Linked DNA regions of Homo sapiens: region 1 is linked to region 2. Evidence: chromatin loops called from intact Hi-C (ENCODE). Cell type or tissue: dorsolateral prefrontal cortex. All regions are shown on one strand. Each heading gives the region's core, and the rest is flanking DNA. Links, peaks and the distances in the headings are about the cores only. Region 1 has its middle 17 kb from the start of DGLUCY. Region 2 overlaps RPS6KA5 (ribosomal protein S6 kinase A5).

Region 1 (16,298 bases), core at 13,499-15,998, 100 kb after region 2:
TGGTCAGGGAGAGAGGGGAGAAGAGGACCCTTTTCCATAGGGTTCCCCTAAGCAGGGGTTGCTGCAGGCCACGGTGACCTCAACTCCCAGTGCCTTGGCCTACTGGCCCAGAGCCATTTCAGATCCTGTGAACACAGACATGTGTACATACCCAGAGTCACCCCCAGGGACGGGAGGCTGCCAACCTGAAGCCACATGTATTCTGGGAAGCAGCATCTATCTTTCCTTGGGGACCCCGCCCTCCCAAGCAAGGAAGTTCCTTTCTTCTGTTCCAAGGCCAGCTCTGTCCCCAGGATGAATGGCATCTCTCTGTGGAAACTAAAGGGGAATAGACTTCGGTCTGGTACACATTTAACAAGCTAGTGGTTAGATCAATGCCACAGGGCCCACTCAATAAATACTTGATGCTGATTGTACCAGACACTGAAGGAATTGTCCATTCCGCACCAGTTGCCCCTTCTAAAAACTGCCTCTTCCTCCATTCTCATCATGGTTCCCTAGACAGCTGCAAGATTCTGGAAACATCTTGCCCTCCTGCCCACCATGGGACAGTAAGTTTCTTCCTGGGTATTTTTGGTGGATTGCATCTGAGAAAGTCAGGGTTCTTTTGATGATGGAAACTGCCAAATGTCCAACTCAGGAGCCGGTGGCAGCTCTGTCAGGAAGAAAAGGGTGACTGTGCAGAGAGAAAAGGCAACTAGAGCCACAGGGCAGAAAGAAGCAGGAGAGACGGTGAGGGACCCCTCAGGGGAGTCTCTGGTTCTCATCATGTCTGACTTTCCTGTAGTTCTGGCAATAAAACCCTCTCTTGGCTTAAGCAGCTTTGCGTGCTTTATGTAAGTCTGTCGCCTTATAAACTAGGGTGACCAAGCAATTTATTGTCGAAACTAAGACATTTTAAGAATGAAAGGGGTGGCCGGGCACAGTAGCTTGCACCTGTAATCCCAGCACTTTGGGAGGCCGAGGCGAGCGGAACACTTGAGATCAGGAGTTTGAGACCAGCCTGGCCAACATGTGAAATCCCATCTCTACTAAAAATACAAAAATTAACCAGGCATAGTGGCGCATGCCTATAATCCCAGCTACTTGGGAGGCTGATACAGGAGAATCACTTGAACCCTGGAGGCAGAGCTTGCAGTGAGCCGAGATCACGCCACTACACTCCAGCATGGGTGACAGAGTGAGACTCTGTCTCAAAAAAAAAAAAAGCATGAAAAGGGTCATCTACTATGTACCCACAAAAATTAAAAATAAAATTTTTATAAAGAAAATAATGAAAAGGGACGTTATTAGTAATTACTCTGGGACAACAGATGTAACCCGGAATGGTCTCATACAAGCCAAAACCTCTATGCACCCTACATACAACCCACTGATCCAATCATGGGACAATCTGTCCACCTCTACTGAGGTGCACAAGTGGGGCCCTGACGAAGGAGGAAACATCTGACTGTGCAGGTATCTGGCTGGCGGCTGCAGAAACACCTGCCCTAAAACCCATTCCCCTCTCCTCACTGGCTGAGCACGCTTTCATTGCACCGCCACAGGGAGGAAAACACCTTGTTCCAGACAGGGTCTGAAATTACATCAGGTTCTTATGGGGGAACCCCCACAGATGAGGAAGTAAACTGGCTTCCATCCCAGTCATGGATCTCGGTGAGGACCACTTACTCTCCCTGGACCTCAGCCAGAAAAAGGAGCGGTGAGGGTACCTGTTGAATGACAGTGAATTTGCCTCCACATGCTCTGTTTCTTTTTTTTTGTTTTAGATGCCACTGCCCCACAAGCTACATCCTCTGTGAGTTTTTAAAACCTTCTCCCAGCCTCCTGCATGACTTTGGCCATAAGCATCCTTCCTCATCTGGGCTGAAAACAACAGGGAGTTCCTGAGGGTTGGGCAGCGTTTGGTCATGAAGGTCAGGGATGCTCTGCCTCCTGCCATGGCTCTAGGGGAGCTCTGTCCTGGTTAGCAAACTAAGAGCCACTAGCAGGAGCTTGTTGATGTCAGGAAAGTCCACTGGTGGCCTTGGGGTACATGATCCAGCTCCCCTCTGACCCTATTTGGTCACAGATAGGTTCTCCAGGACTGATGGGAAGAAGGAGACACTGAGGAAGATGCCTAAGACATCTGGTGGAGCCTTGGCTGTTCCATCTCCACTGTCCCTGTCAAACTCCCAGCAAATGTGCACAGGGAGGGTGGGGATGGCTCCATCTTCCAGGGTGACTGTGGGTGAGCATCCTACAGCTCAGAGGCTGCATCCTGCAGGGCGAATCCACCCATTTCCCTGGCTTCTCCAAACACCTCAGCCTCTTGGTCTTCTACCCTTTGCCCTCTGCAAGAGAGGGAGGAAGGTGTGGTCAGCATGGACTTTACCCCTGAAGGGCTATTGCTTTAAGGAGTGTTGAGGATTGGGAAGACATCTGTTAAGCCAGCTTGGCAAATTCCCTGTCCAGTGTTACAACTCTTTTACAATTTGTCTAGAAGGTTTTCTGGTCTTTACTGAAAAGCCCCAAATAAAAATACAATACAATACCATACAATACAATATATAATACAATACATTCCTCTCCATAAATTCCTCTTCTGGAAAGCCCCCCTCAAAAAAAAATTCCGGCCGGACGCAGTGGCTCACGCCTGTAATCTCAGCACTTTGGGAGGCCGAGGTGGGTGGGTCACTTGAGCTCTGGAGTTCAAGACAAGCCTGGGCAACATGGTAAAACCCCGTCTTTACTAAAAACTACAAAACTTAGCCAGGCGCGGTGGCAGGTGCCTGTAATCCCAGCTACTTGGGAGGCTGAGGCAGGAGAATCGCTTGAACCTGGGTGGCAGAGGTTGCAGTGAGCCTAGATCACGCCACTACACTCCAGCCTGGGCGACAAAAATAAATAAATAAATAAATGAAATAAAAATAAAATGAAAAATAAAAACTTCTGTCCATTTGTCTGTTCTCAGAGGGCATATGCCTTTTCCTGAACGTGGAAATAATGCAAAAAGTTCTGACAACTGGACAAAGGTCCATAGCCTGTCTGGACAATTCACATGTGCATGTTTGGGGCAGAAGATAGTTGGTATAGAGGGCAAAGACGCCCAGGTGCTGTCGTAAGAGATCAGTCTAAGTACAGAGACCCCTGTTCCATCCCTTATGGAGTCCCTTTAATGACTGTATCCGGGAATGAACATACCCAAGTCCCCTGAACACAGACTCTCCTGCCTCAGCCAGGCTGAGCATTTTGGGACACGGCCTTCCTTCAACTCTCCTCTGCTCTAAAACATCAGTGGCTTTTGACTGCCCCTCAGTCATCCTTGCACCTCTAGGGCTCTGTCCTCTGATGTCCTACTCACGGAAATTGACCATGTCTTCCAAATCAAACCCTTGACTCCAGGCAGGCCAATATCTATACTCTAAGATTCCTTTCTCATTCCTGCCTCTACCTACCTGGAGCTCCCTGCCCCTTTAAAAACATGCCTATGCTTCAAGCCAGACTCTTCCTTGGAGCCTTTCCTGATGACTTCAGCCCATGTTAATTTCATGTATTAGCCATAGTACTAATTTAACGCTTGATCTTATGCTGACACATTCTTGACTACTGTACTGGCCTACGGCTGCTCTTCCCAATTACAGAGTGTGCAGGACAGAAACTATCTTCTGCATATTCATATCCACACTCCCCCACCATGGTGCTTAGAATAGTACCAAACTTGTAGTAGGTGTTCAATAAACTCTTGTTAATCATTTGATTTCCATACTGAGTTGAATCGTTTTGGTTTCTTTTAGTGTTGCTGTATGCTAGTGGGTTCTAATCTTCTCAAATATGAAGATCTCCCTATGAGAAAAGTGGCATCTTGAGTATTGGTTAGATTGAGAAGACACTTGATGATAAAAGGATTTTATATGACTTATCTTTTATTCATTCTCAACAGAGACTGCACACATTTGAGAAACAGTAGTGCCTGTATGTGTAGGAGAGAAAGGGTAGCCACTGAGTGCTAGAAAATGCTTGCTGCAGTTGTGGTTCATGAACTCCTTGCTGTAACGGTATAATAGAGATCTCATGGCTTCATGGCCCCAGATTGGGAACCAAAGGAGTATGCAATTCAACATAATCCTTGCAAGTACCTAATCCAGACATCTCTCTGCGGCTATCCAACCATAATTGCATTTAAGATATTTTGTGGGCCAAGTGCAGTGCCTCACACCTGTAATCTCACCATTTTGGGAGGCCGAGGCAGGTGGATCACCTGAGGTCAGGAGTTCAAGACCAGCCTGGCCAACATGGTGAAACCCTGTCTCTACTAAAAATACAAAAATTAGCCGAGCATGGTGGCAGGCGCCTATGGTCCCAGCTACTCGGGAGGCTGAGGCAGGAGACTCACTTGAATCCGGGAGACAAAGGTTGCAGTGAGCCAAGATCGTGCCACTGCACTCCAGCCTGGGCCACAGAGTGAAACTCAGTCTCAAAAAAAAAAAAAAAAAGATAATTTGTGAAACAAATGAATAGATACAACAGAAAACAAGAGGTTGGAGGAATTTATATGATCATAATGATTGCATAATGACTATAATGATGATATAATAATTAATAATATATTATTGAGCACTAGTTGCTAGGTGCTTTTGGTCGCTTTACATGTTGTGTATTATTTAACCCTTACAGGATGTGATGAAGTATCATTATCCCCATGAGGAAACTGTGAGCAGGGATTGTTGTGGAAATGGAAATGCAAGTTTTGTATTTGGGTAGATGAGGTACAAAACAGCACCAGCAGAGAAGCGAAATGTGGTAGATCCATGAAATGGAATATTATCTAGCTATAAAAAGGAATTGAAGACTGATCCATGCAGCAATATGAATGAACCTCAAAACATTATGCTACCTGGGCATGGTGGTTCATGCCTGTAATCCCAGCACTTTGGGAAGCCAAAGTGGGTGGATTGCTTGAGGCCAAGGTGGGTGGATTGCTTGAGACCAGGAGTTTGAGACCAGCTGGCCAACATGGCAAAACCCTATCTCTACTAAAAATACAAAAGTGAACCAATTGTGTTGGTGCATGCCTGTAATCCCAGCTTCTTGGGAGGCTGAGGCATGAGAATTCCTTGAACCCAGGAGACGGAGGTCACGGTGAACTGAGATGGAGCCACTGCACTCTAGCCTGGGTGACAGAGCAACAAAACAAACAAACAAACAAACAAACAGAAGACCATTATGCCAAGTGAGAGAAGCCAGTCACAAAAGGTCACATCTTGTATGGTTCCATTTACATGAAATGTTCCAAACAGGTGACGCCATAGAGGGAGGAGGCAGATCAGTGGTTGCAGGGACTGGATCTGTGGAATGAGAAGTGACTGCTTAACAGGTATAGGGTTTCCATGTGGGGTGATGAAAAGTTCTGGAACTAGATAATGCTGATAGTTGCCCAACACTATGCAGATACTTAATACCACTAAATTGTACGCTTGAAAACGAGTGCATCTTATGTTATGTGCATTTTACCACAATTTACAACAAAAGTCAAAAAGAGCAACTACAGGCTGGGCACGGTAGCTCACGCCTATAATCCCAGCACTTTGGGAGGCTGAGGTGGGTGAATCATGAGGTCAGGAGTTCGAGACCAGCCTAGCCAATATGGTGAAACCCTGTCTCTACTAAAAATAGAAAAATTAGCCGGGTGCGGTGGCAGGTGCCTGTAATCCCAGCTACTCAGGAGGCTGAGGCAGGATAATCGCTTGAACCCGGGAGGTGGAGGTTGCAGTGAGCCAAGATCATGCCACTGCACTCTAGCCTGGGCGACCGAGCGAGACTCTGTCCCCAAAAAAAAAAAAGCAACTACAGCCCATGTGGAAACAGGATCCCAGAGGCAGAGGTGACCATGCAGACAGAAGCTGGGAGCCTGTAGACATGGGTGGGAGTGCTTCAGAATGTCTTCAGGCCTGGGTCAGGCGCAATGGCTCACTCCTATAATCCCAGCACTTTGGGAGGCTGAGGTCAGGAGTTCGAGACCAGTCTGGCCAACATGGTGAAACCCCATCTCTACTAAAAATACAGAAATTAGCTGGGTGTGGTGATGGGCACCTGTAATCCCAGCTACTCGGGAGGCTGAGGCAGGAGAATCACTTGAACCTGGGAAGTAGAGGTTGCAGTGAGCCAAGATCTCGCCATTGCACCCTAGCCTGGGTGACAAGAGCAAAACTCTCTCTCAAAAAAAAAAAAAAGTCTTCAGGCCTCGAGTGAGAACTCAAGCCATGATCTCATGAGACAGGGCTGTCATCAGCCTGTGGACATCTATATTAAGGATATACCACTTTGTAAAAGGATCCAACACAAGCTGTGATGAATGGAACCTGCTCGCTCTGGGTCCAGGCATGGGTGATCTAAAGCAGCAGCTGCCCTCCAGCAGCTGGTCACCTCTCCTAGCCACACAAAACTCTAGCCGTCTCCTCTGGTCATGAGACAGCACCCATGAGAAATTCCCCCTGCCCCCCCAGTTCATTTGCCCCTGAAAGCAGACCATGTGCCCACTTGCTTTTCTTCTTAGCAGCAGCAGAGCAGATGTCCATCCTCGGCGGTCCTGCCTTCTAGAACCGCTTTCCTTCATATCACAAAAACAGTGACTATTGCTGAGAAATTAGTCCACCTGTTCCTGAAGAACTTCTAGGAGTCATGGTTGGGATATGCTGATTCCTAGGGGCACCAGGAGGGAGGAGGAGGCTGGTTCTCAGGGTCGGCAGAGGCTGCCACTCTGCCTGTGCCCTGTCCTTGCCTGGCTCGCTTCCTGCCACAAGGCCAGTGGCTAAGAATAAGGGTGCTTGTCACCGCATCTTTACACGTGAAGGCAAGTGGCTATGACGTGCACTCCATGTTCTTTCTTTGGTAAGGGAGCTTTTTTTTCCTGGTAGAGTCAAGCCTCTTAAAAAGAATACACCATAGTTCAATCTGTTTCTTTTGTGGATTTCAAAAGAGATGCTTTATTCGGTTCAGAAATGTGGCAACAGCTGGAGAAGCTATTCCCAAGGCAAAGAACAAAGACTTGCAATTATTTATAGTGTGGGATGGGAAGAGAGAAAGATGGAGTGGAAGAAGACTCTGCAAATGGGGGGAGAAAAATGGCAGCTCTCCTTTATACACCTCTTCAGTGGTACTCTCCGTTGGCCCACCCCTCCCTCCCCAGCTTTCCGTCTGGGCCCACCTTTCCCCAAAACACATCTTCTATATCTTTGTCATCTAGACCATCACTGCCTCAATCCAAAGCTCACATCTTCAGTGTCCCACCGCATGCAGAGTCCAGCCCCTGCTTTCCAAGGTAAAGTCTTGCTGACCTGAGCCAGGTGCTAGTGCCCTTCCACCCACTTCCAATCCCCTATAACAAGAATTTCACTCATGGCCTCTGGGGATAATGGTATAACTCAAAGGAATGACAAGGATTTCAGATGCTAGTATTTGGTAGTGGGAATGTTTTGAGATAGGTGGGGGTCTTTGTCATCTCCTCACTTTGTATTGCACAAGTGGCCAATTGAACCAGTAGGGAGGCTGGGCGCGGTGGCACTTTGGGAGGCTGAGGCAGGCAGATCACCTGAGGTCAGGAGTTCGAGACCAACCTGGCCAACATGGCAAAACCCCGTTTCTACTAAAAATACAAAAATTAGCCAGGTGTGGTGATGCGCACCTATAATCCCAGCTACTTGGGAGGCTGAGGCAGGAGAATCGCTTGATTGCTTGAAGCTGGGAGGCGGAGGTTGCAGTGAGCCAAGATTGTGCCACTGCACTCCAGCCTGGGTGACAGAGCGAGACTCCATCTCAGGGCCGGGGGTGGGAAGGAAGAACCAGCAGGGAGATGCATTATTGAAAATTGGGGAGTGCGACCCTCTCACTGGTGACTCCTCCTGGGGCCAAGTCAGTAACGGATGGAGGAGTTTGTACAGCTATACAGGTTGTGACTTTTCTTGAAATTGCCTGGGGACTGACCACAGCACAGTTCTCCAGAGAGGCTTGTCTGCCCTTAGAGTGTCGGGGTCCACTCTCGCACTTAGGCCCATGTTCAGCTGAGTGCCTTCCCCTGCCCACCCCCCTGGCTTGTTCCTCCGACTTCTGCACCTACCAAGGTTTCAGCGTGTACATTCAGCCTGAGGCTGACCACTCAGCTCACCTGTAGGAATTTTTCTCCCTTGATCCTTCCCAGGGTAGGGAACAAGTTGGCCCACTGAGAGGGAGTGGGTCAGCTGTAGTCAAGAGGCAATTTTACTGAGCTCGCACTGGGAAAATTGGAGAAATTGCTGGGTTGGCACAGGGCATGCTGCCCATGAAACACTCTCCAAGATTAACTCATACAATTTCAGATTTCTGTGTCAGCTTAAAAAAATAGCCTTAAATCTATAGAAGCAAAAAATAGACTGGTGGTGGTTGCCTTGGGCTGGAGAAAAAAGAGATTGGCGTAAATGGGGAGTGACTGCTAACAGGTCTGGGAGTTTCTTTTGGGGTGATGAAAAGTTTTAGGCTGGGGGCAGTGGCTCACGCCTGTAATCCCAGCACTTTAGGAGTTCAAAGCAGGAAGACTGCTTGAGTCCAAGAGTTCAAGACCAGCCTGGGCAATATGGTGAAACCCTGTCTATACCGAAAAAATACAAAAATTAGCTGGGTGTGACACGTGCCTGTGGTCCCAGCTACTTGGGAGGCTGAGGTGAGAGGGTTGCTTGAGGCCAGGAGGTGGAGGTTGCAGTGAACTGTGATTGCCTCACTGGACTCCAGCTTGGGTGACAGAGCGAGACACTGTCTCAAAAAAAACAAAAACAAAAAAAGCAAAGAAAATGTTTTAAAATTGTGGTGAGGTTGCAAAGTTCCATGAATATGCAAAAAATTATTGAGTTATACACTTTAGGTGAATGTGTATGTTTGAGAAATAAATCTCAATAAAGCTATTTGTTAAGCCTCATGTTTCCCTCCAAAAACAGTTCAACACAGACAGTCCCCACAAGGCAGGCTTGTAGACAGCTTGCCCACCCTCACCTTGACCCCATGTCTCTCTCTACTTGGCGATCAAGGACCCCCTCCCCTCCCTTTTTTTTTTTTTTGAGACGGAGTTTCGCTCTTGTTGCCCAGGCTGGAGTGCAATGGCGTGATCTTGGCTCACTGCAACCTCCATCTCCTGGGTTCAAGCAATTCTTCTGCTTCAGCCTCCCTGGTAGCTGGGATTACAGGCGTGTGCCACCACGCCCAGCTAATTTTGCCTCCTCCTCCAAATGTTAATTACTCATTTGACTCCTCCTACCTTGTATGATGTCACTTGTATCCAGTGGTGTTTTAGTAAATGTTTAACAACCAGCTTTCTGGAAGAAAAAGAGAAAAAAATCCTAGTTTGTAGCATTTGCCAATGTTCATAATATAAATATTCCCCACTACAGCCAATGCCAAGCTGTTAGCCTGATGGCACTGAATGCAGAGCTAGGAAATGCCCCACAGGCCACCATTATGTAGCATTTCTACCATATAGATGTAAAGGACCCTAACAGCAGAGATGATAGTAAAACATCAGAAAATAATTAGGAAGTGGCTGGGAACCATAGTTCATAGCTCATGCCTATAATCCCAGCACTTCAGAAGGCTGAGGCAGGAGGATCACTTGAGCCCAGGAGTTAGAGACCAGCCTGGGCAACATGGTGGGACCTTATCTCTAAAACAAAACCAAAAATCAGCCAAGCATGATGGTGCGCATCTGTAAGTCCCAGCTACTCAGGAGGCTGAGGCAGGAGGATTGCTTGAGCTTGAGGTCAAGGCTGTAGTGAGCTGTGTTGGCACCACTGCACTCCCAGCCTGGGTGACAGAGTAAGACTCTGTCTCAAAAATAAAAAATAAAATAATTAGGTGATGAGCTTTGAGTGTGTATTACCTTTGCTTTTTAATATAACTTATTAAATTATGTTTATATGATTTAATTTCTAATAATGGCTGTATTTAACAACTGGCTCACAAACTTCCCAAAAATTTAACACTCAGCTCCCACAAGCTTGTGTGAGCCACCTCCAGCCTCAGGATGAGTACCTGCCTCATCCTGACCACTGCTGCAGGCCTGTCCTCTTGCCAAAAAGATGTCATTTCTTAGAAGGCAGACTCGATACTCTATGAGGACAGGGATTGTGTTACCTTGTTGATCATTGAATAACCCATGTGGCCCATGGCCAGCACATCCTCGGTACACTCAGTACATATTTATGGAATGAGAGTAAGGGACTTTCCTTGTAAGCGCAGCAACAGTTAATGAATGCTTAGCAAGTAATAGGCTCCTATAAATATTGGCTGATTGAATAGTGGAAAATAATGGAATAAAAGAAAATTTAATGCATGTAGGTCTTTAGCTTATTTATCTTGATGAGTTAAGTAAAGGTAAAAGATGTCTGTTCTGCTCTAGGCACAGAGCAAGCTCTCTCTGCATTTGGGATACAGTGTAAGGAGAATGAGAGAAGATGAAGAGCCGAAGAAAGGAGGCTGCTTGATGCAGGAGGTAGCTTTAGAAGAATTAAGGCCAACAAATGGGACTACTTCCTAACCTACTGAAGAGAACAGCAGTTTAAGAAAGGAGGTCACATGGTGTGGGGTCAGAGTTTCCAAACACTTTTAAACAAATGCCCTTCACTGGCCAGGCACGGTGACTCATGCCTATAATCCCAATACTTTGGGAGGCCGAGGCAGGCAGATCACTTGAGGTCAGGAGCTCGAGACCAGCCTGGCCAACATGGTGAAACCCCGTCTCTACAAAAAATACAAAAATTAGCCAGGCATGGGAGCATAAACATGTAGTCCCAGCTACTGGAGAGGCCGAAGTGGGAGGATTGTTTGAGCCCAGAAGGTTGAGGCTGCAGTGAGCTGCGATCGCACCACTGTACTCCAGCCTAGGCGACAGAGACCCAATCTCAAAAAAAAAAAAAAAAATGCCCTTCGCTGATAAGCATAAAAATCTCCCTTTTTTTCTTAGAGATTCTGATCTGTTCCCTTAGGTGAATATCACCATAGAATGAGAATTATTCCCACTCAGTTCTGGGTATCCCCACCAACCCAGGGGATCTGCAGTTTTATTTAGGAAAGCATAGCATTTTGGGTCAGTTGGGCTGAGAATCAGGCTGTGAAAGTCTGAGCCAGGGCCAGCAGGCAGCACACATGGTTTCCAGTTCTGCCCTTGCCCTTGGACTTGCTGTGCCACCTTGGGCAAGTTGCTACCCCTCCCTAGGTCTCAGTTTCCTCACCTTCGACATCCTCACCTTTAACTAGAAAATTAGATGGTTTCTACAAAATTAGCCGGGCATGGTGGCACATGCCTGTAATCCCAGCTACTCAGAAAGCTGAGGCGGGAGAATTGCTTGAACCCGGGAGGCAATAGGTTGCGGTGAGCCAAGATCACGCCATTACACTCCAGCCTGGGCAACAAGAGTGAAACTCTGTCTCAAAAAAAAAAAAAAAAAAAAGAAGAAGAAGAAAAGAAAAGAAAATTAGATGGTTTCGAAGTTTCCTTTCAGCTTTAACATTTGATGAGCCCAAGTTCAATATTCATCCTGACCCAGATTTCAAAGATAATGTACTTAAAATATTACAGAATTTGAAAGTGATCAGTTATCTCCTCCGCTTAGAAATGTCATCGCTGGCAGTGCATTGGTGGGTGTTAGGGGCTATTTTGGTGCCTGGGTGTTCAGAAGAGGAGGAAGAGAGGGTGGAGAGATTACCAATTCAGTAACCTCCTCACGACTTTTGAGGCTAAGTCAATGCTTGTCTTGAATGCCTAATCCAAACAGCTGTGAGTTGTGGAGGTGTGTTAAAATGGTGACAAAAATAGCAACTGCTTTCTTTTACTGGGCACCTACTTAGGACCTTGGACTTAACGTGACTTCTCTCTGATTTCCAAAACAACTTCTCAAGGTGTACCATACTCTGATTCCATTTTACAGGTGAGCATTGACATCACTTGCTCAAGCTTGCAAAGCTGGATGAGGCTGGAATTCAAACTCCAACCTGACAGCATCCCATCTTCTTCCACTGTGGTAATAAGGTGTGGTCCCCAGACCAGCAGCACCAGCCTCCTGGGGAGCTGAGAAATGCTAATTTTGGGACCTTACCCACAGTATCTAGGAATCTGTGTTTTAACAAGCTCTCCAGTGAATTCTTTTTTTACAAATTTTATTTTGGCCAGGCACAGTGGCTCACGCCTGTAATCCCAGCACTTTGGGAAGCCGAGGCAGGTGGATCACTTGAGCCCAGGAGTTCAAGACCAGCCTGGCCAACATGGTAAAACCCTGTCTCTACTAAAAATACAAAAATTAGCTGGGCATGGTGGCGCACACCTATGGTCCCAGCTGCTCGGGAGGCTGAAGCAGGAGACTCTCTTGAACTCGTGAGGCAGAGGTTGCAGTGAGCCGAGATCATGCTGCTCCACCCCAGCCTGGGCAACAGAGCGAGACTCCATCTCCAAAAAAAAAAAAATTATTTTATTGTGGTAAGAACATTTAACATGAGATCTATCCTCTTAACAAAGTTTTATGGGTGTCAATAAAGATATTTGATAGATCAGTGGGGTAACTATGTTAACATCATTGTTGGCTATAGGTACAACGCTGGGCAGAAGATTCTATAGCTTATTCATCTTGCTTAACTGAAACTTCATGCTCCTTGGTTAGGAGCCCACTCTTCACCCTTAGCCCCCTCCCCGACCCCTAGCAACCATCAATCTACTACTGGATTATCTAAATTTGACTCTTTTAGAAACCTTATGTAAGTGGAATCATGCGCTATTTGTCTTTTTCACTTCATTTGAGAGCCCCTGTGTGAGGTTAGGCCACCTCTTGGCGATAGCCTGGCCAGCTGCCACACTGTGGAGATGCTCAGAAAGCAGGCATCCCTGATGCCCTTACAATGATATGACATTTCCACCAGGACGTTGGAAGTCGTGCACTCCTTTGCTGCTGGTCACACCCTAACACTTCAGGGATGTTCCAAATGCCACACAAATCATAAAATTGGCTTATGGACGCATTCTTGAGTTGAGTCAAAGTAAGTCATCAGATATTTGATAGATCAATGGGGTAACTATACTAACATCAATCTATTGTACATGTCTTTCTGGGGAGGACAGGATCTTGCTCTGTTACCCAGGCTGGAATGCAGTGGCATGATCACAGTTCACTGCAGCTTCAAGCGATCCTCCCATTTCAGCCTCTCAAGTGGCTGGAACCACAGATGTGTGCCACCATGTCCAGCTAATTTTTTATTTTTTTAGAGATGGGGTCTTACTATGTTGCTCAGGCTGGTCTGAAACTCCTGGGCTCAAGCAATCCTCCCACCTTGGCCTCCCAAAGTGTTGAAATTAGAGGCGTGAACCACTATGCCTGGCCTTAGTGTAGATCTCAAAAGAGCCAGAAGAGAATAATTCAAATGTTCCTGGCATAAAGAAGAGATAAATATTTAAAGTGGTAGATATCTCAGTTACCTTGATTTGACTATATGAATGTATCAAATTATCACATATGCCTCGAAAATATGTATATCTACTATGTATCAATAAATTAAAAACCATAAAAATATTAAATAAGTGAATATAGTTTTAAAAAATAAATCACCAGAGATTTTCTAATTTGACTTTCAGGCTCCAATGAAGTGATCAGTGTTCAAGGCTTCTGGAATGTCTTACTCCTAAGTTCTCTGTGAGGCGATGGATGAAGTCCAGTATTAGGGTGAATTTAAATCCTTCTCGAGAAAGTGTCCTTTTGTCTCATGTCCAATAGTGAACTTCCCTCATTTTAAGACAAGCAGATCATAATGTCTAGAATTTTCCATGTTGATTTCCACCTGGTCTCATTGCTCATACCTGCTGCCACCCCCTCCTCCTCCGGCCCCGGGACTGTCGATGGGAGCCAAAAGGAAAGTGGCATTGAGGGTAGAGGCAGATGTGAATGGCAGAGGAGCAGTGGTGTCCACGGAGAGACTGTGGAATGTCAGCAAACTTTGGTTTTCTTCTTGGTAGGGTAAAATAGGGGCTCACAGGCTCTACAGGGCATGGATATGGGGAATTGCATGTGCTCTAGCAGATTTGTGCATCTGCTTCTGGGGATTGGAGGATGCTGCTGGGACCCCTTCCAGTGTGTATGTGTGTGTGTGTGTGTGTGTGTGTGTGTGTGTGTGTGTGTGTTTGAGACTGAGTCTCGCTCTATCACCCAGCAGTGGCGTGATCTCGGTTCACTGCAACCTTCGCCTCCCAGGTACAAGCAATTCTCCTGCCTCAGCCTCCCAAGTAGCTGGGATTGCAGGTACCCCCCATCATGACTGGCTAATTTTTGTATTTTTAGTAGAGATGGGATTTCACCATGTTGGCAAGGCTGGTCTCGAACTCCTGACCTCAAATGATCCGCCTGTCTCAGCCTCCCAATGTGCTGGGATTACAGGTGTGAGCCACCGTGCCCGGCACCCCCTCCGTTCTTGATCTTGAAAGTGCAAAGATACCCCCATGTTTCTCTCAGGCCCAAGGGAGAGCAACTTAATGATTGGTCCTTAATGAGGACCCTGCTCCCGTAGGCTGCCTGGGGAGCTGCTGCCAGTCACCGAGGCTTCATCCACGCACTCCATGCTGCTCCCAGAGCAGATGAAGTTGCCAGAGAAAATTCTCACACCACATGGGCTGGCCTCATTTCAAATTCCTGGCCTCAGACTGCAAATGGGCTATCAACACGGCCTAGCAATCCTTCCCCCTTCTCCTTTTAGCCTGCTTTGCTGCACTCCAAGATAAGAATTCTGTGCCTTTTCCTCCCTCCTCCTCCGTCTCCATCCCAGCTCTGCCGATGACCCTGTCGCAGGCTTGGCTGGGAAAATAGAAGCCAACAGATGGGAGCTCCCTCCTCTCCCCATCACCAAATACACACGCCTTCCTACATCTACTTCTGCATAGGGCCTCTCTTCCTTCTCTTATACCAGAGCAAATGTCTCTACTCCTGCAAAGGCAAATCGCGCAACTTGTAGTCTGGATCCCATTTCTTGTTGCCTACCCCAGAAATTCACACCTGCTGTTTCTGTCTTTCTCTCTTTATATATCTCTCTCCTTCATCAGCAAATCAGCAAACGTTCACTCTCTCCTGTGTCATTGCCATCAACCTACAGTCCTTCTCTGCTATCTCTTATCATATATATAAACACACACGCACACACAAACACATATATGAAACACACACACACACACATATATATACACACACATACATGAAAGTTTTAGAACAACATTCCCTTGTCCCCGCCCCCACCTCCAGCTCCCACTTCTGCGCATGTCTGTGGAAGCTTTCTCCTCTCCCTTGCCTCCCATTCCCTCCTCTGCCTACTCCAATTTGGCTTCCGCCCACCACTCTGCAGAGCAGTAGTGCTCAACCTAGGATGATTTTGTACCTGGGGACATCTAGGGCAGTGTTTGAAAACATTCTTTTTTTTTTTTTTTTTTTGAGACAGAGTCTTGCTCTGTTGCCCAGGCTGGAGTGCAGTGGTGCGATCTCGGCTCACTGCAAGCTCCGCCTCCCGGGTTCACACCATTCTCCTGCCTCAGCCTCCTGAGTAGCTGGGACTACAGGCACCCGCCACCACGCCCGGCTAATTTTTTGTATTTTTAGTAGAGACGGGGTTTCACCGTGTTAGCCAGGATAGTCTCGATCTCCTGACCTCGTGATCCGCCCTCCTCGGCCTCCCAAAGTGCTGGGATTACAGGCGTGAGCCACCGCGCCCGGCCGAGAACATTCTTTATTGTTGCAACTGGGGAAGGGTGTTGCTACCAGCATCAAGTGAGCAGAGGCCAGGGATACTGCTGAACATCTACAATGCATAGGACAGCCCCCCACAACATGGAATTATCTGGCCCCAAATGTCAGTAGTGTCACAGTTGAGAAACCTGGATGTAGGGGCTGCTCTTGTCAAGGTTACCAAGAGCGTCCTTGATGCCAAGTTTGAGAAACGACTTTCCACACTCATCACACCTAGCTCATCTCTCTTGGTTTCCATGAAACACTTCTCTCTTCTGGTTTTCCTCCTGTCCAGTGGCCATTCCTTTGCAGGTTCCTCCTCTGCCTGACTCCGTCCTGGGCTCTCGGATTTCTCTTTCCTTTGTCTTCCAAATTGGCCTGTCCAGTGGCTTCAGATCATTTCTAAGCTGGCTCTGGAGTCTGACTACCTGGTTGGAGTCCCAGCTCTCAGCTTCCCTGCTGTTGTCTATAGCCACAATTTCTCCTTTGTGATCTGGCAGCCTCAGTTTTTTCTTTGGTGAAATGGGGGTATAACAGCACTTACTGCATAGA
Region 2 (16,298 bases), core at 7,082-9,581:
GGGAAACTGAAAGCAAGGCAAGAATTTGGGCTTGAATAGTTAAATGGGAAAAAATGCAGTATATGTTCTTAAATAGAAAAACTGCACGAAAATGTTGTATTTTAGCAAGACTGTATATTACGTATAACAGCATATGATATTAAAATGCACAAATGGAAGAGAGCCTACAGAAAGGCAGACAGGTTAAGACACCCCTTGAAAGAATCCATGCATAAGGTAAAATGAGTGATGGCACTTTCCGTTCTTAGGCCCAGAAAAGGTAAATCCAAGGATCACTTTAAGGGGAAAATTATAGGACTTTGTGAGAAAATAGAAGTAAAGAGGCTGGGCTGGGCGCAGCAGCTGATACCTGTAATCCCAACACTTTGGAAGGCCGAGGCAGGTGGGTCACTTGAGGTCAGGAGTTTGAGACCAGCCTGGCTAACATGGTGAAACCCTGTCTCTACTAAAAATACAAAAATTATCCGGGCATGGTGGTGCACATTTGTAATCCCAGTTACTCGGGAGGCTGAGGCAGGAAAATAGCTTGAACTTGGGAGGCAGAGGTTGCAGTGAGCTGAGATCACACCACTGAACTTCAGCCTGGGTGACAGAGTGAGACTCCATCTCAAAAAAAAAAAAAAAAAAAGAAGAGAGATAAAGAGGTCAAAATAGATAGAGAAGAATCCAAAAAGAATCCAAAATTATTTAAAAGTTTCTAGCTCAGAAAACTGATCAAGGTTAGTGATAGGCCAAAGGAAACCAGATAGTTCAAGAGAAGCAAGTCAATCTGAGTAAAAAAGAGTTTTATGCATATTAGATGTATTTAAGTGTCAAAAAGTAAATCTTTGATATTCAAATATTCCACAGTCTTCAAGATATTTGATGAATAGCATTTTTTTCTAGTTTAAATATATAGAAATTAATTCATCAGAAGAGTTTTCAGTTTCATTTCCAAAGAAAACCTTACATGACACATGAAGACATCTGATGAGTCTTTCCTATTATTCTAAGTAGTGCTGAAAAAAATTTATCTTAAAAAGGTAATGAAACTGAAAGATTAGTGGTAAAATTTTTGAATAAAAATTGAGATTTTATTATATTCATTATAAAAGCTTCCACCTACTCCATTTAGTCATCAAAACTGTGATTTTTTAAAGGCAGATATACTTACAATGACATTTCTTAGTTATCCCATCTTCTCATAAGAGACTACACTGTCAGCTGGCAAAAAGGAAAAGCAGTCTCCATGGCTGACAACTGATCCATTATAAAACAGTGCACACACACAAAATGGAAATACAAAGGTAAAACATTACAGGTAAACTGTTTCCTTACCTTTACAGAATTGTCTTCAAGGCCTGTAACCAAACTACTCAGTGCAGATGTATAATAGATAATGAGTCAAAGTATTCAATGTGTTGAAAGAAAATACACACAAGGTTTGACTATATAAATTTGATATTAAAAATTTCACATATATAAAATGGGCTGATAATCTGCCTTCTTTATACTGTCCTAGTGTGTTTTTTGGAATCAAGGTTACACTGGACTCATACAATGAGTTGGAGGAAATAATCCCCCTTTTCCTGTTTTCTGAAAGAGTTTGTGGAAGATCAGAATTATCTATGCCTTGAATGTGTGGCAGAACTCATTCTTAAAACTGTACTGAGTGTCTTCCCAGCAAGAGGATTTTTGCTTACTGACCAATCTCTTTAACAGTTATAGGACTATGTAGGTTTCTCACACCTTTTTTCAATCAGTTTGGTAATTTACACATTTCAAGATTACTGTGCATGTTAAACTTTGAGGAACATTACTTCAGGAAACTAACTCCTGTCACCTCCCAAATTAAATGCTATTTTGTCCAATTTTTCAGTTTTCTTTTTTCAACTCCACAAATGAGACATCGTGACGAGAGCTTTACACAGTCAGTATGCTTTAGACTGTTTGTTCAGTAATTCTTTTTGCATCTCGGAAAATTCTCCAGGGATTATTTTCCTTCTTCCTAAAACTACTTCTTTTAAAATTCTCATAGGGGACCTATTGGTAGAAAACTCACTCAGCTTTTGTATGTTTGAAAATGTTGGCTGGGCGTGGTGGCTCACACCTGTAATCCCAACACTTTGGGAGGCCGAGGTGGGCAGATCATGAGGTCAGGAGTTCGAGATCGGCCTGGCTAATATGGTGAAACCCCATCTCTACTAAAAATACAAAAATTAGCCAGCCATGGTGGCATGAGCCTGTAGTCCCAGCTACTCAGGGGGCTGAGGCAGGAGAATCACTTGAACCCAGGAGGCGGAGGTTACAGTGAGCTAAGATCGTGCCACTGCACTCCAGCCTGGGTGACAGAGCAAGACTCCGTCTCAAAAAAAACAACAAGACAGAGCAAGACTCCGTCTCAAAAAGAACAACAACAACAACAAGTGTCTTTTTGCCACACTTAGGGAAAACAGTTTTGCTGAGTATACAAGTGTAGATTAACAGTTATTTTCTCTGGGCATTTTGAAGATATTATTCCACTTTACATGGCTTCCAGGGTTGCTGTTGTAAAGTCCACTGTTAAACTAATTGTTGTTCCTTTATAAATAAGTCTTTTCTCTTTGACTGCTTTTCAGGTATTTCTCTGTCTCATGTTCATCAGTTTCTCTCTGATGTATCTACATAAGAATTTCTTTATACTTGTATGCAAGTACTTGTATTTGCTCTCTGCAAATTCACGTTTAATCCTGTAAACTCCCAGCTATTATTTCTTTGAACAGTGCCTCTACTCATTCTATAAGCTCCTTCTGAAAGTCTGATTAGAAAAATGTTGTATCTTCTCTATCTATTCTCTATTTTTTTTTTTTTGAGACAACCCAGGCTGGAGTGTAGTGATGTGATCATAACTCACCGTGGCCTTAACCTCCCAGGCTCAGACAACCCTCTCACCTCAGCCTCCTGAATGGCTAGGACTACAGTCATGCATGCACCACCATGCCCAGCTAAGTTAGTTTGTTTTTCTAGAGGCAGGGTCTCACTATGTTGCCCAGACAGATGGGGATTCTCCCACCTCAGCTTCCCAAAGTGCTGGGATTACAGCTGTGAGCCACCACACCCGGCCTATCCTCTATATCTTAATAGTCCTCTCATATGCTATCTCTTTTTTCTCCATTCTATATTCTGCATATTTTCTTCAAATCTATCTTCCAATCCACAATAATTTTCTCTTTAGCTATATCTCATCTACCAGTAAAGCATCCATTAAGTTTATACTTTGAATTGTTTTTTTTTCACTCCTAGAAGGACTACTGGTTCTTTCTCCAATCTGTCTGGTCATTTTTTTAGCATGTATTATTCCGTAATATTACAATCAAATCTCTTCTTAATTAAAAACATACACATTTATATTTTATATCTAATAATTCCAACAGTCTCTTTAGGTCTAATTCTATTATTTGTTGTTTCCACTTCTTTCACTCATAGTGCTTTGCTTCTTGGATGTTTGTGATTTTTTTTTTTTTTTTTTTTTTTTTTTTGAGACTGAGTCTCACTCTGTCGCCCAGGCTGGAGTGCAGTGGTGTGATCTCAGCTCACTGCAAGCTCCGCCTGCTGGGTTCATGCCATTCTCCTGTCTCAGCCTCCCAACTAGCTGGGAGTACAGGTGCCCGCCACCATGCCCGGCTAATTTTTTTTTGTTTTTAGTAGAGACGGGGTTTAACCGTGTTAGCCAGGATGGTCTCGATCTCCTGACCTCATGATCCGCCTGCCTCGGCCTCCCAAAGTGCTGGGATTACAGGCGTGAGCCACCGCACACGGCTGGTGTTTGTAATTTTTGATAGTAAAATCATGTCTGTAAAACTTTCTTTGCTATTTCCTTAAGATCTAAGTAAATCCTCCAGAGAAGATTTACATTTGCTTTGCTAGTGCTGTTGGGAACACTACCAATTCATAAGTAGAATAAACTAAATTCATACTTGCTTGTGTGTGGTTTTTTGTTTTGTTTTGTTTTTAATATAAGACGGAGTCTTGCTCTGTGCAGTGGCTCACTGCAACCTCCACCTCCCAGATTCAAGCAATTCTCCCTGCCTTGGCCTCCACAGTAGGTGGGATTACAGGTGCCCGCCACAACGCCTGGCTAATTTTTGTATTTTTAGTAGAGATGGGGTGTTCCCATGCTGGCCTCAGCCTCCCAAAGTGCTGTGATTACAAGCACGAGCCACCGTGCCTGGCCAGGATTTTTCTTTTTTTAAATCACATAAGTGGATAACAAACTGAAGTTGCAAACCTGTATGATGTTTGGTTTAAGGTTATGACTCACGGAAGGCTTTTACTGCTTATTTGTTTCCTTCACCCGAAGCCAATGCTAAGCCAGAAAAGTTTCCCCTCTATCTCCCTTTGCAGGCTAGATTTTTATTTTCTCATTTACTGTTTTACTGAGCAGTAGCCTTCTCTACCGCTTGAGTGCCTTAGAAGCTGTCTCCTATATATGAAGTATGAAAATGGTAAACCCAAAGAACTAGCTCGGAATTCACTGGTGGATTTCTCCAGCATAACTTCTGCCCTCAGGCAGCTTATTTGCTTCTCTAAATTCCTGCTCCCATTTTATTTTTTCAAGCTTAAGAATTTTCCTTACTTTTGCCAGGTAATCTAAGCAGTTGATAGAAAGACTACTCAACTGCATAGATACCTGGCAAGAGTAAGGAAAATTCCTTATCTAGCACTTTAGAGGTTTAATAATGATTGTGGCTACATGCAGTGACTCATGCCTGTAATCCCAGCACTTTGGGAAGCCAAGGCAGGAGGATTACTTGGGCCCAGGAGTTTGAAGCCAGCCTGGGCAACATAACGAGACCCTGTCTCTACTAAATAAGTAAATAAGCAAGCAAGCTGAGTGTGTTGGCACATGGTTGCAGTCTCAGCTACTCACGAGGTGGAAGTGAAAGGACTGCTTGAGCCCAGAAGTTCAAAACTATAGTGAGACAGGGTCTCGCTCTATCTCCCAGGCTGGAGAGCAATGGCACAATCATGGCTCACTGTAGCCTCAACCTTCCAGACTCAAGAGATATTCCTACCTCAGCATCCCTAGTAGCTGGGACTATAAGCGAGTGTCACAACAGCCCAGGCTAATTTGTTTTTTTTGTTTTTTTTTTTGTTTTTTTTTTCAGTAGAGATGAAGTCTCGCTATGTTGCCCAGGCTAGTCTTGAACTCCTGGGCTCAACTGATCCTCCCACCTCAGCCTCTCAAAGTGCTGAGATTACAGGCATAAGCCATTGCACCAGGCCTGCATGCATTAAATTAACAGATCAATGAATAGGATTAGTCTCATGGTTCTTGTTATGTACTATAAAATTCAATGGTGAAATTAATCATTAATATTACATTTTAATAGTGTCCTTGAAAGTTCTGTAGATGCTATGTCTATTTTGCTATAGAGAAGTTATCTGTTATTACAGATTAAAGTTGTTTAGCTTTGACCATATCTAGAATAAAACATCATCTCAGAGATAACGTTTTCTTTTAAAAACAGCTATAAATCTATTTTTAAAATAAAATAAATAATAATTGGGTTAATCAAAAGTATATAAACAGTAGTTTCATTTGATCAATTGTACTAATATTTTTACTACGTTTTGCTTTTGATAAAAAACATAAAAACTGACATTTCTAAAACTTTAATATGAAAAAAGAATCTCTAAAGCATGGAAAGTCAGGTAAACATTGCAAATAAGAATAGCAATTTGTTTTCAAATTTTCAAGGATCTTTATAGAGATCCCTTATTATATGGAATAAGTATACTCATCCATTCATTCAAAAATATTTGAGAAACTGCTATGCATAAGTTAACCCACTAAGAAAATTTGTTTACCCAAACCCTATTTTTCTGGCAATTTTACATTACTGAATTATAGATGAGTTAGATGGAATTCTGCCATCTAAATAAATGGCAGATGGCAAGAAACATGCCAAGACACTATGAACTCTTCAGGCAATATAGATTATGATTAAAGTATAAGCATATAATATTTTTCTATCACAGACTTCTTCCTGTTTTAAAATTGTTTAACCTAACCTGTAGTAAAAAAGGAAGACGACCATTCAGATTTCTTCCTGTTTTAAAATTATTTAACCTGACCTGTAGTAAAAAAGGAAGAAGATCATTCTCACTTCAAAGATTACTTTAAACAGAACTTGAGAGAATTTATAGAACCTTGTATTCAAAATATTTAAAAGTGTGCATGACTTTTTATAAAGTACCTGAAAATGAAAAAAACATATGTTCATACAAAAACTTGTACATGAATGTTCATAGCAGCATTATATTCATGTATTTGTTTATCTTTTAGAGAGACGGTCTTGCTCTGTTGCCTAGGGTGGAGTACAGTGGCACAATCATGGCATACTGCAGCCTCAAACTCCTGTTCAAGCAATCCTCCCACCTCAGCCTCCCAAGTAGCTAGGAATACAGGCACATATCACACCATGCCCAACCAATTTTTTAATTTTGGCAAGATGGGGAGTCTCACTATTTTGCCCAGGCTAGTCTCCAAAGCAGCATTATTTATAACAGCCAAAAGATGGAAACAACCCAAATGCCCATCTCCTGATGAACAGAGAAACAAAATGTGGTATATCTGTACAATGAAACAGTAAGTCATAAAAAGTATGAAGTACTGGCCAGGCAGGGTGGCTCACGCCTGTAATTCCAGCACTTTGGGAGGCCAAGGCGGGCAGATCGCCTGAGGTCAGGAGTTCGAGACCAATCTGGCCAACATAGTGAAACCCCGTCTCTATTAAAAATACAAAAAAATTAGCCGAGCGTGGTGGTGTGCGCCTGTAATCTCAGCTACTCCGGAGGCTGAGGCAGGGGAATTACTTGAACCAGGGAGGTGGAGGTTGCTGTGAGATTGCGCCACTGCACTCCAACCTGGGTGGCACAGCGAGACTCTGTCTGAAAAAAAAAAAAAAAAAAAAAAAGTATGAAGTAGTGATGTGTACTACAATATGAATGAACCTAGAAAACATTATGTTAAGTGAAAGAAGCTGGTCACCAGGGACTACACATTTGTATGTTTACCTTTATATGAAATGCCTAGAAGAGGCAAATATATAGATAAAAAAGTCAGTTAGTGGTTGTTTAGGACTGGGGAGGATGGTGAGCTTGCTTGGGCATTAATAGCTAAAGGGTTCAGGGTTTCTTTCTGAAGTAAGGAAAATGTTATAAAACTGACTGTTATAAAATTGCTGCACAACTTTGTGAATATACTAAAACCACTGAATTGCACACTTTAAATGATGGAACAATATGGTACGTGAGTTATATCTCAATAAAGTTGTTACCAAGAAAGCCACATACAGACAAAACAGATAAAAACATGCAGATAAAACAGCTATTATAAAAACAATCTATAATATATATCAACCTTAAGAACTTTTGACCAGATGTCACAAAGCACTATTTTTAAGGGAACTGAGTCACCACAGAACTGTGATCCTCTTTCCCCTTTGAGTAGATATTGCCTTTGAAACAGGAAACAAAGGTAGGAATAAAGGGTATTATTTTGATATTTTGAAAGCATGATTTCTTAGGAATACAGTGGGGTAGAGCTTGGATTTTTAAAAAATACATTTGAACAAATTATTTGAAGGTGGAAATGTACAATAACATCTCCAAGTTGACAGTTACACTAAATTTCTGACAATAACATGCTTAGTTGATGGGAATAAACTATTCATTTTGCTTATTCACTGGTAGCTGTAAAGATTGGGCCTATATGGCATGCTAAACTACTCAGGGAGGTTATAAAGACCTCATACAGCAGGGCCGTAGACATGAAGGCTCATTACTAAATGACCTAAAGACAGCTTACATAAGCGAACTTAGACATGAGGCAGGCCGGGCGTGATGGCTCACGTCTGTAATACCAGCACTTTGGGAGGCTGAGGAGGGTGGATCACGAGGTCAGGAGTTCAAGACCAGCCTAGTCAAAACGGTGAAACCCGAATTAGCTGGGCATGGTGGTGCATGTCTATAATTCCAGCTACTCAGGAGGCTGAGGCAGAAGAATCACTTGAACCCAGGAGGCAGAAGTTGCAGTGAGCCAAGATCGAGTCACTACACTCCAGCCTGGGCGACACAGCTAGGCTTCATCTCAAAAAAACAAAAAAACAAAAAACAAAAAAACAAACAGACATGAAGCTAGGGAAGTGGCTGGTATTGATTACAGAGGCCCCAAGAGAAAGGCTTTCTTTCTTGCTATAATGTTTGGCATTTTGGAAGGGATGGGCAGATACCCTTATATGGACAGGTGTAATCCATCCTGTCAGGCGCTAGAACACTCAGGTCCCTGAGAGTGTGACGCTAAACTGCAGCGGGGAAGAAAAATGGTCTGTCCTCTGATGCTCTCCCTGGTCTTCCAGGAAAAGAGATCTAGGCCTGCTGAGAATGGGGAGGAGGAGGGGGAGGGGAAGAGTTAAAGGCCTCCTTTGTATCTTGACCTGATGGGAGAAAAATGACAGAAGCCAGTTCTCACAGCAGCGGTGGCTGCAGAGCAACACAGTCCAGGACAGGGAGAGAACTGAGTAGGAAACATACACATGACAAGAAGCTGCATAAATGGCAAGGCCTAGTGTAAAATGAAAATGCGGGTGCCTTGTTCATGAATTACTAATAATTTCAGAACAGTGACAGCAGAGCATTACACCAAACATGGGGCTCTTCTACATGCAGGGATCTCTACAACTGCATAGGTCACATCCCCCTTAAGTCAGCCCTGATTTCTGAGCAGCGAAAGCGGTGGTAGCAAAAATTCAGAAGGCAAAGGAAAGTTACAAAGCAGAAAACCAAGATCATGTAAAATCCCGCTACCACTAAGATTTTAGTGTATATAACCATGTACATCCCGGAGAATTTTCTTTATTTTTTGTTGAGATGAGGTCTCACTATGTTTCCCAAGCTGGTCTTGAACTCCTGGCCTCAAGGGCTTCTCCCATCTTGGCCTCCCAAAGTGCCTCCCAAAGTGCTGTGGTGGCATAAGCCACCACGCCCGGGCACCTAGAGATTTTTCTGCATACAAATATACACGCAGATATTTTCCATATCCATATACACATGTAGATATTTATATTTATTCATATAATGTTTTGTATATTGTACATTCTCTTCTGTAGCTTTTTAAAAACTTATTTTGGAGAGCTTTCCAAAATATTAAATAAAAGTAGATCATTTTAATCTATTATATACATTATAGAACATAGAGATCCATGTTCCATTTAACCAAAGCCCTATTGTTGGGTTTCTAAACAGTCCTGGGTTTTTCATTATTACAAATTACGTTCATTGAGTATCAACTGAGTTGAACAAAGATTGAATAAGACAATCAATACAAAGCCCTCCACAGAGTACTTGGCATCTAACAAGCACTCTATCAATGTTAGTGATTTTTTAAAATATTGTGTCCTGGCTGGGCGCAGTGGCTCATGCCTATAATCCCAGCCCTCTGGGAGGCAGAAGAGGGCGGATTACTTGAGGTCAGGAGTTCGAGACCAACCTGGCCTCGAACAACATGGTGAAACCCCGTCTCTACTAAAAATACAAAATTAGCTGGGCGTGGTAGAAGGCGCCTGTAATCCCAGCTACTCAGGAGGCTGAGGCAGGAGAATCGCTTGAACCCAGGAAGCAGAGGTTGCAGTGAGCTGAGATCACGCCACCACACTCCAGCCTGGGCGACAGAGCTAGACTCCGTCTCAAAAAAAATAAAATAAAATAAAATATTGTGTCCTGTGTAAAGGCTGAACTAATTTACATTCCCAACAGCAGGGTAAAAGGGATTGGTTTCCCTAAATCCTTGCCAATTCTTTTTATTTTTGCCTTTTGTGCTTCTATGAATGGTCTGTTCATGTTCTTTGACAGTTCTCCTAATGGATTCCTCATGCTTTTTAAATTTTAATTTCTGTATTGGGGATATCAATCCTTCATCATAGGAATAATAAGTACTTTTTTTTTTCCTTAAATATAATTAACTTAAGACTTACCTCCAGTTCCTAGGACCTTCAGGAGCTCAAAATTTTCTATTCCCACCTTCTCAGCATGTCCTGTCAAATTAGCTAAAAGAAAAAAAGAGGAAAAAAAAAACAAGAGGGTCAGCAATAGAAGGAGGCTCCTGGGGGATTCTTGTGTACCAGCGACGCTCTATTTCTTGACTTGAGTGATTAACCAGGGTTTGCTTTATAATTATTTGTTAAACAGTATAGCATATTTTGCATAAATTTCTGTATGTTATGCATTACAATAAAACTTTTTTTGGAATTTAGGAACTATATATATCATTTGTACCAAATATTAACATAAATTAAAGTGTTTATTAGACTCTCTACTGACCAATATACTCCAAAAATAAATAAAAATTCTAATATGTAGATAGATACATAGTGGGGAAAAAACTGGATGGATTGAGAAGATGTATTTATGATTCGACAAACATTTACTGAGTATCTATTAAATGCCATCCCCAGGTTCTAGGGTAAGTTCTAGTTCCATTTCTGCCACTAAATACCTGGACACGATATAGTATGCATTCGTCACTTCAATACTCTATGTCTCCATTACTACATCTCTGAAATGAAAGTGTTGGTCTCAATGAACTCTAGGATCCCTGTCAGCTCTAAAATTCTAGGACTATGTTTAAAAATATAAACTCTTCAAAGATATATTGTCTTGAATAAATAAAATTAGGATCTCTTATAAATTAGCATTTTCCATAACATATTCCATTGAATTCTAGTCCTATCCTATAATAGGTGTTCTGTTAGGGGGAGATGTGGGGAGCAGAGTGCTTTGGTAGAATAAATGTGGAAATGGTTGGCTTAAACAAAGTTAAACGATTTCTTTACTGCTGAACCTTACAGATCCTGTATTATGAAAATATGCATGTAGATCAAGACAAAGATACTACATTTGTGGATTTAACCACAAAATTACTTTTTAAGGTAGTATCTATTAACATTATGTGAACTAGTACTCTGTAGAAGTGGTTAAGAAAGGCTTGATCCAAATCCTAATTATGCCACTTAAAAGCTGTGTGACCTTGACAAATTACTTGTCTGTGTCTCAGTTCCCAATAATGTAAAATGGGCATAAAAACACCTATCCTCAAAGCATACTGATATCTGTGATTTACTTTGAAATGCATTTTTTAAAATAAGATAAATTTATAAATAAATATAGCTATGAACACATACGTCAAAAGCAAATACAACAAAATATTAATTGCAGAATTTAGGTAGTGAGTATAAGGGTATTCAACATACAATTCTTTCAAATTCTCTGTATATTAGAAAATGGCCATTATAAAATGACAGAAAACAAAATAATACCCACTACATAGAATTTAATGAGGATTAAATGAATCAAATTTATATGGTGCTTGCTGTGTGCCAATAAGCAGTATAAGTGTTTGTAAATAAATTAATGCTTTGGGACTACAACTTTAAGAAAATAAAACTCAACTAACAACTTTTAGAATGAAAAGCTTTGGGGCATAAATAATTTCAATGTCTTTCCAAAGTTTAACTAAACTCATAATTTAAAATTTTTAAAAATTGTGGTCAAAAACACATAACATAAAATTTACCACCTTAACCATTTTTAAGTATACAGTATTGTTAACCATATGTACGTTGTTATGCAACAGATCTTTAGAACCTTTTCATCCTGCAAAATAAACTATATCCATTGAACAACAATTGCCCTCTTCCCTCTTCTCTCAGCCCTGGGAACCACCATTCTATTTTCTATTTTTAAGAGTTTTACTATCAATGTATAATTTTATAGTAAGAACAAGTCAATGTACATGGCCCAGCCTAGAGTTCACATTGACATCAGTATAGATCTAAAATGAATATCAAAAACATAGGTAGTATTCTAAAATAAACGATGGCTTATCTTTAATATGTCAAGTAGATTTTATAAAAAGCCAAACTCATAAGAGACAACCACTTTTGAAACAATGATTTGGCTCTCTTCTAATGTTAAATTCTATTATTTTATTATGTAAAAAAGCTTAAGAGATTATTAAAGAGTCATGTGTCAAAAATAATTACTCCTGGTTCTTACTATTAGGAATCCTTTTTTATTTACTGAGATATGTACAAGCCCAGCTTTCCAAAAGCATTGTTCATATACTAGATTATATCTATATTTATATTTGCTTTATATTTATATATTACTTATCTATATTTGCTGCTACACTAAGAAGATAAGGAATTATTTTTTGATACACAGAATTAACTTTCATAGGAAATTAAAAGAGGTTATAAATTAATTACACTTTCTTTTACAAAGTATAGTACCCAGGAAACCCTAGTCATTCACAAAGGTTGTTCAGATGATCTGTGAAGGGCTGTTTTTGTTCATAATCTACTACCTCTATTATTTTGTTTCTGACATAAATTAACACTTTGGCTGCTACAGGAGCTCAAGTCTTCTCCAACCTCCTATCCCCAGGGCTCCAGATGAAGGGTGCCTTCTGTACTCAGGGTTGAAGGTTTCCAGGTAATGAGAAGCAGCTCAAGGTATGTTCTCTTTGGCTCCTCCTCTCATTAATTTAGCAGCTGAGAATTTCATTTACTCTTTTTATTGCTTTTCCACCAATACTGTTCCCAGGTGGCTGGTAGGTAAGGCAGAGCTCTTCTTTCTCCCATACCTCAAGTCCTAGGTCTTAGGAAAACTCAAGAATGCTGGTCCTGAAAAGAGCTTAGCCCTGGGCTTATGAAGAAAAACCACTCTCTTCCACCTCAAGTTTCTGATAGAGTTTAGATTTCTTGGAATTTTCTTGCTTAAGAATGGCAAGATTCCAGTAAACAATCTTAAAGGGTATCTGCACAGGGCAAAGGGACAAGTAAGTCCTTAAGCAGGTCCATGTGATCCAGCCCAGCTCACCAAGGTCAAGGTTTCAGTTTGGGGTACAGAACCAAAGATCAAGCTTGCTATCATGTATTCCTTTATTTTGTCTTCATTTTCTTGTTTTTTGTTTTGTTTTTTGATTTTTTTGAGACGGAGTTTCGCTCTGTCGCCCAGGCTGGAGTGCAGTGGCGCGATCTCAGCTCACTGCAAGCTCCGCCTCCCGGGTTCACGCCATTCTCCTGCCTCAGCCTCCCGAGGAGCTGGGCCTACAGGCGCCCGCCACCACGCCCGGCTAATTTTTTGTATTTTTAGTAGAGACCGGGTTTCACCGTGTTAGATCTCCTGACCTCGTGATCCACCCGCCTCAGCTTCCCAAAGTGCTGGGATTACAGGCGTGAGCCACCGCGCCTTCACTTTCTTAATCTCACCTGGGAACCATGCAGTTGAAACTATGATAGGGTAGGATACAGAAATCTTAATCCTTACAATAGTCCTCAAAGTTATTGTCTGAGACTGTCAGATAACATTCCTTTGGTTCTTGTCTTTGCTCAAAGGAAAAATTAAAGACATCTGAGCACCAAAAATCTATAGTTAACGTATTTTTAAATTTTACTAAGGTCCAACTTACATACAATAAAATTCACTTATTTAAATGAACAGTTTGATGAATTTTGGTAATTTTACATAGTCATGGAGCCACCACCACAAGCATGATATAAAACAGTTCCAGGCCGGGCGCGGTGGCTCACACCTGTAATCCCAACACTTTGGGAGGCCGAGGCGGGTGGATCACGAGGTCAGGAGATCGAGACCATCCTGGCTAACACAGTGAAACCCCGTCTCTACTAAAAATACAAAAAAATTAGCCGGGCATGGTGGCGGGCGCCTGTAGTCCCAGCTCCTCGGGAGGCTGAGGCAGGAGAATGGCCTGAACCCGGGAGGCGGAGCTTGCAGTGAGCCAAGATCGCGCGCCACTGCACTCCAGCTTGGGCGACAAAGTGAGACTCCGTCTCAAAAAAAAAAACAAAAAAACAAAAAAACAAAAAAACAGTTCCATCACCCTGAAAAGTTTCTGTTCCATTACCCTGAAAAGTTTCTGGATGTCCTTTTGAAGCCAATCACTTCCCTGGTAACTAATAATCTAATTCCAGTCATTACAGTTTTAGCTTTCCTAGAATTTCATATAAATGAAATCATGCAATACATAGTTTCTTGGCTTTCAACTTCATTTACTTGGCCTACAGTCTTTGAGTTTCATCCAGGTTTCTGACAGTCTACTATTTTTCCACCAGAATCTTCACAGTGTGGGCTGTACTTAGCCTTTACTTTACTTCAACTACTGCCATCATAAATTAATCTAAAAGAGTAAAATAAAAATTTAAAAGGTGATATGATATAGGCCCATCTCAGAGCTCTTGAACTTAGCAACCACATGTTTTTGTTGTTGTTGTTTTTTGCCCCTGTTCCTGACTCTGAGTCTTTTCCATTACATCTACTGGCAAAGTAAGTAAACACACATATGAGAGCAAATCAGTAGTAAGTAGTATCATATTTAGGCATGGGGGAGTATTTGTCCATTATAAAGATTTTTTTCACTGTGTTAATGACAAAACACATAAGAAGAAATGGTAAATATCATATTATATAGAATCCTAAGCAATAAAAAACACATATTTGAGCATGTGAGTCTAGGTGTCTAAATAGTTTTCATTCCTATGCTATTATTTTGTCATTGTGATTAAAGCTTTTGTGCATGAAAGTCTAAAAATAAATCACATTTCTCTTAATTGTTAACCTAAGAACAAGAGCTCAAACTTCTCTACAATAATATTAACAGTATTAGAACAAGACTTATAATATTTACACATTTATTTCACCCTACAGGTGAAATAAAACATCAACCAATTGCTGAAATCTGTATGTGTGAGTCATTCACATGCTTTAGTAAAGCCCAAAATATGCTGCTCAGATGATGTGGAGCTACCTGCATGCCTAGATCAGACTGTGCCAGAAACAGACCTGTTAGAATTGTACACTGTCTTTCTTCACACTCAAAAGGAGATGGTACTTTAGTCTAGTTGTGGGAAAAAAGGACTTTTGCTCCTTTTCCTATGCCAGGCATGCCTTTGCCCAACCCCCTTTCTAGTTCTCCCCAAAGGTAAGAAACGTGACTAATTCATTTATTCAAGAGTCCAAAACTCCAGATGGGCACAATTAATAGGTAGACTCACTGTGTTAAAAGATCAGCCTCCCCACAAGGCCTCTTTGGTTTTTTTGCCTCAAATTTCTTCCATGGCCTGACAGATTGGCCATTCTCTTGCACTTCTCCCTTCAACATACATAGTAGTTAGCTAAGCAGATTCAGGGGTTCTCCTGGGACCTGGTTCTATGATCTGAATGTTTGTATCCTCCAAAATTCATATGTTAAAATCCTAATCTCCAAAGTGATGGTATTTAGAGATGGGGCCTTTGGGAGGTAATCAGGTCATTAGGGTGAAACTCTCATGATGGATTCAGTGCCCTACAAGAAGAGACAGGACAGACTATGCTTCCTCTCTCTCTGCTTTCCCTATGCAAGGACACAAGAAGACTGCCATCTGCAAACCAGGAAGTGGGCCCTCACCAGACACTGGAGCTGCCAGCACCTTAATCTTGGAATTCCCAGCCTTCAGAACTGTGAAAAATAAATGTTTGTTGTTTAAACCAGATAGTTTATGGTGTCTTTGTTAAAGAAACCTGAAACTAAGATACCTGGTGTTTCTTCTCCATTCTAACCTTTTTTTTTATTTTTTAGTAGAAACAGGCTTTCACCATGTTGGCCAAGCTGGTCTCGAACTCCTGACCTCAGGTGATCCGCCTGCCTCAGCCTCCCAAAGTGCTGGGATTATGGGCATGAGCCACCGCACCCGGCCCATTCTAACCTTCTAAGTCACACACCTGAACATGCTGGTCTCAAGATTATAATTAGATGTAGTTGGAAGGGAAGTAGGACACCTCACTTAGGCCTTAAACCTAAACTACTGCACCAATGCAGCTTCTACAGAAGAGTTTTACATTGGTGTGTTGGATGTTTGCACAACTCTTATTAAATTTGTTACTCTGATTCCCACCAGCTACTTGTGCCTTGCAGATGGATCACTCATGACTCTGAGGGAAAAGAGGGGCCTGGGAGAGCAGAGTTTGGGCATTTGTGGATGTCTGACTATAACAGCATAGTGGCACCAAAACCTTACCTTCAGCCTCTAAATCCTAACTTAGAAAAATATTAACTCCTTCCCATAGAAAGAATGCCTTATGAAAACTTTTGACAAATATACAAAACAACAAAGAGTATCAACAAACTAAAAACTTAGAATAGAGCTAATCAACTGGTACACAGGAGTACGACCATATCAGTTATTTGTTTCTGGTGTCAATTCTGATGACCACATGAG

The links. Peaks named below come from ENCODE experiments on the same cell type or tissue, not always from the same donor. Only the 100,000 strongest peaks of a DNase experiment are listed, where the experiment ranks them.
Region 1: a loop joins it to region 2, with 2.0 times the contacts of the local background. A loop is called at or near these places in 4 of 110 quality-filtered maps.

What each region holds. Positions count from the first base shown.
Region 1 is chr14:91,088,626-91,104,923 of GRCh38, forward strand. It overlaps a transcript of DGLUCY not described here and the pseudogene RNU7-30P. Among named protein-coding and RNA genes, the nearest start is that of DGLUCY, 17 kb to the right of the region's middle. In dorsolateral prefrontal cortex, for the core only: no CTCF peak of the experiment used is centred there; a DNase peak (open chromatin) is centred at 14,650; H3K27ac peaks cover 1,120 bases.
Region 2 is chr14:90,991,093-91,007,390 of GRCh38, forward strand. It overlaps RPS6KA5 (ribosomal protein S6 kinase A5), which reads right to left. Exons shown (of 17, transcript NM_004755.4): 2 at 9,996-10,067. Among named protein-coding and RNA genes, the nearest start is that of RPS6KA5, 61 kb to the right of the region's middle. In dorsolateral prefrontal cortex, for the core only: no CTCF peak of the experiment used is centred there; a DNase peak (open chromatin) is centred at 8,439; H3K4me3 peaks cover 759 bases; H3K27ac peaks cover 2,130 bases.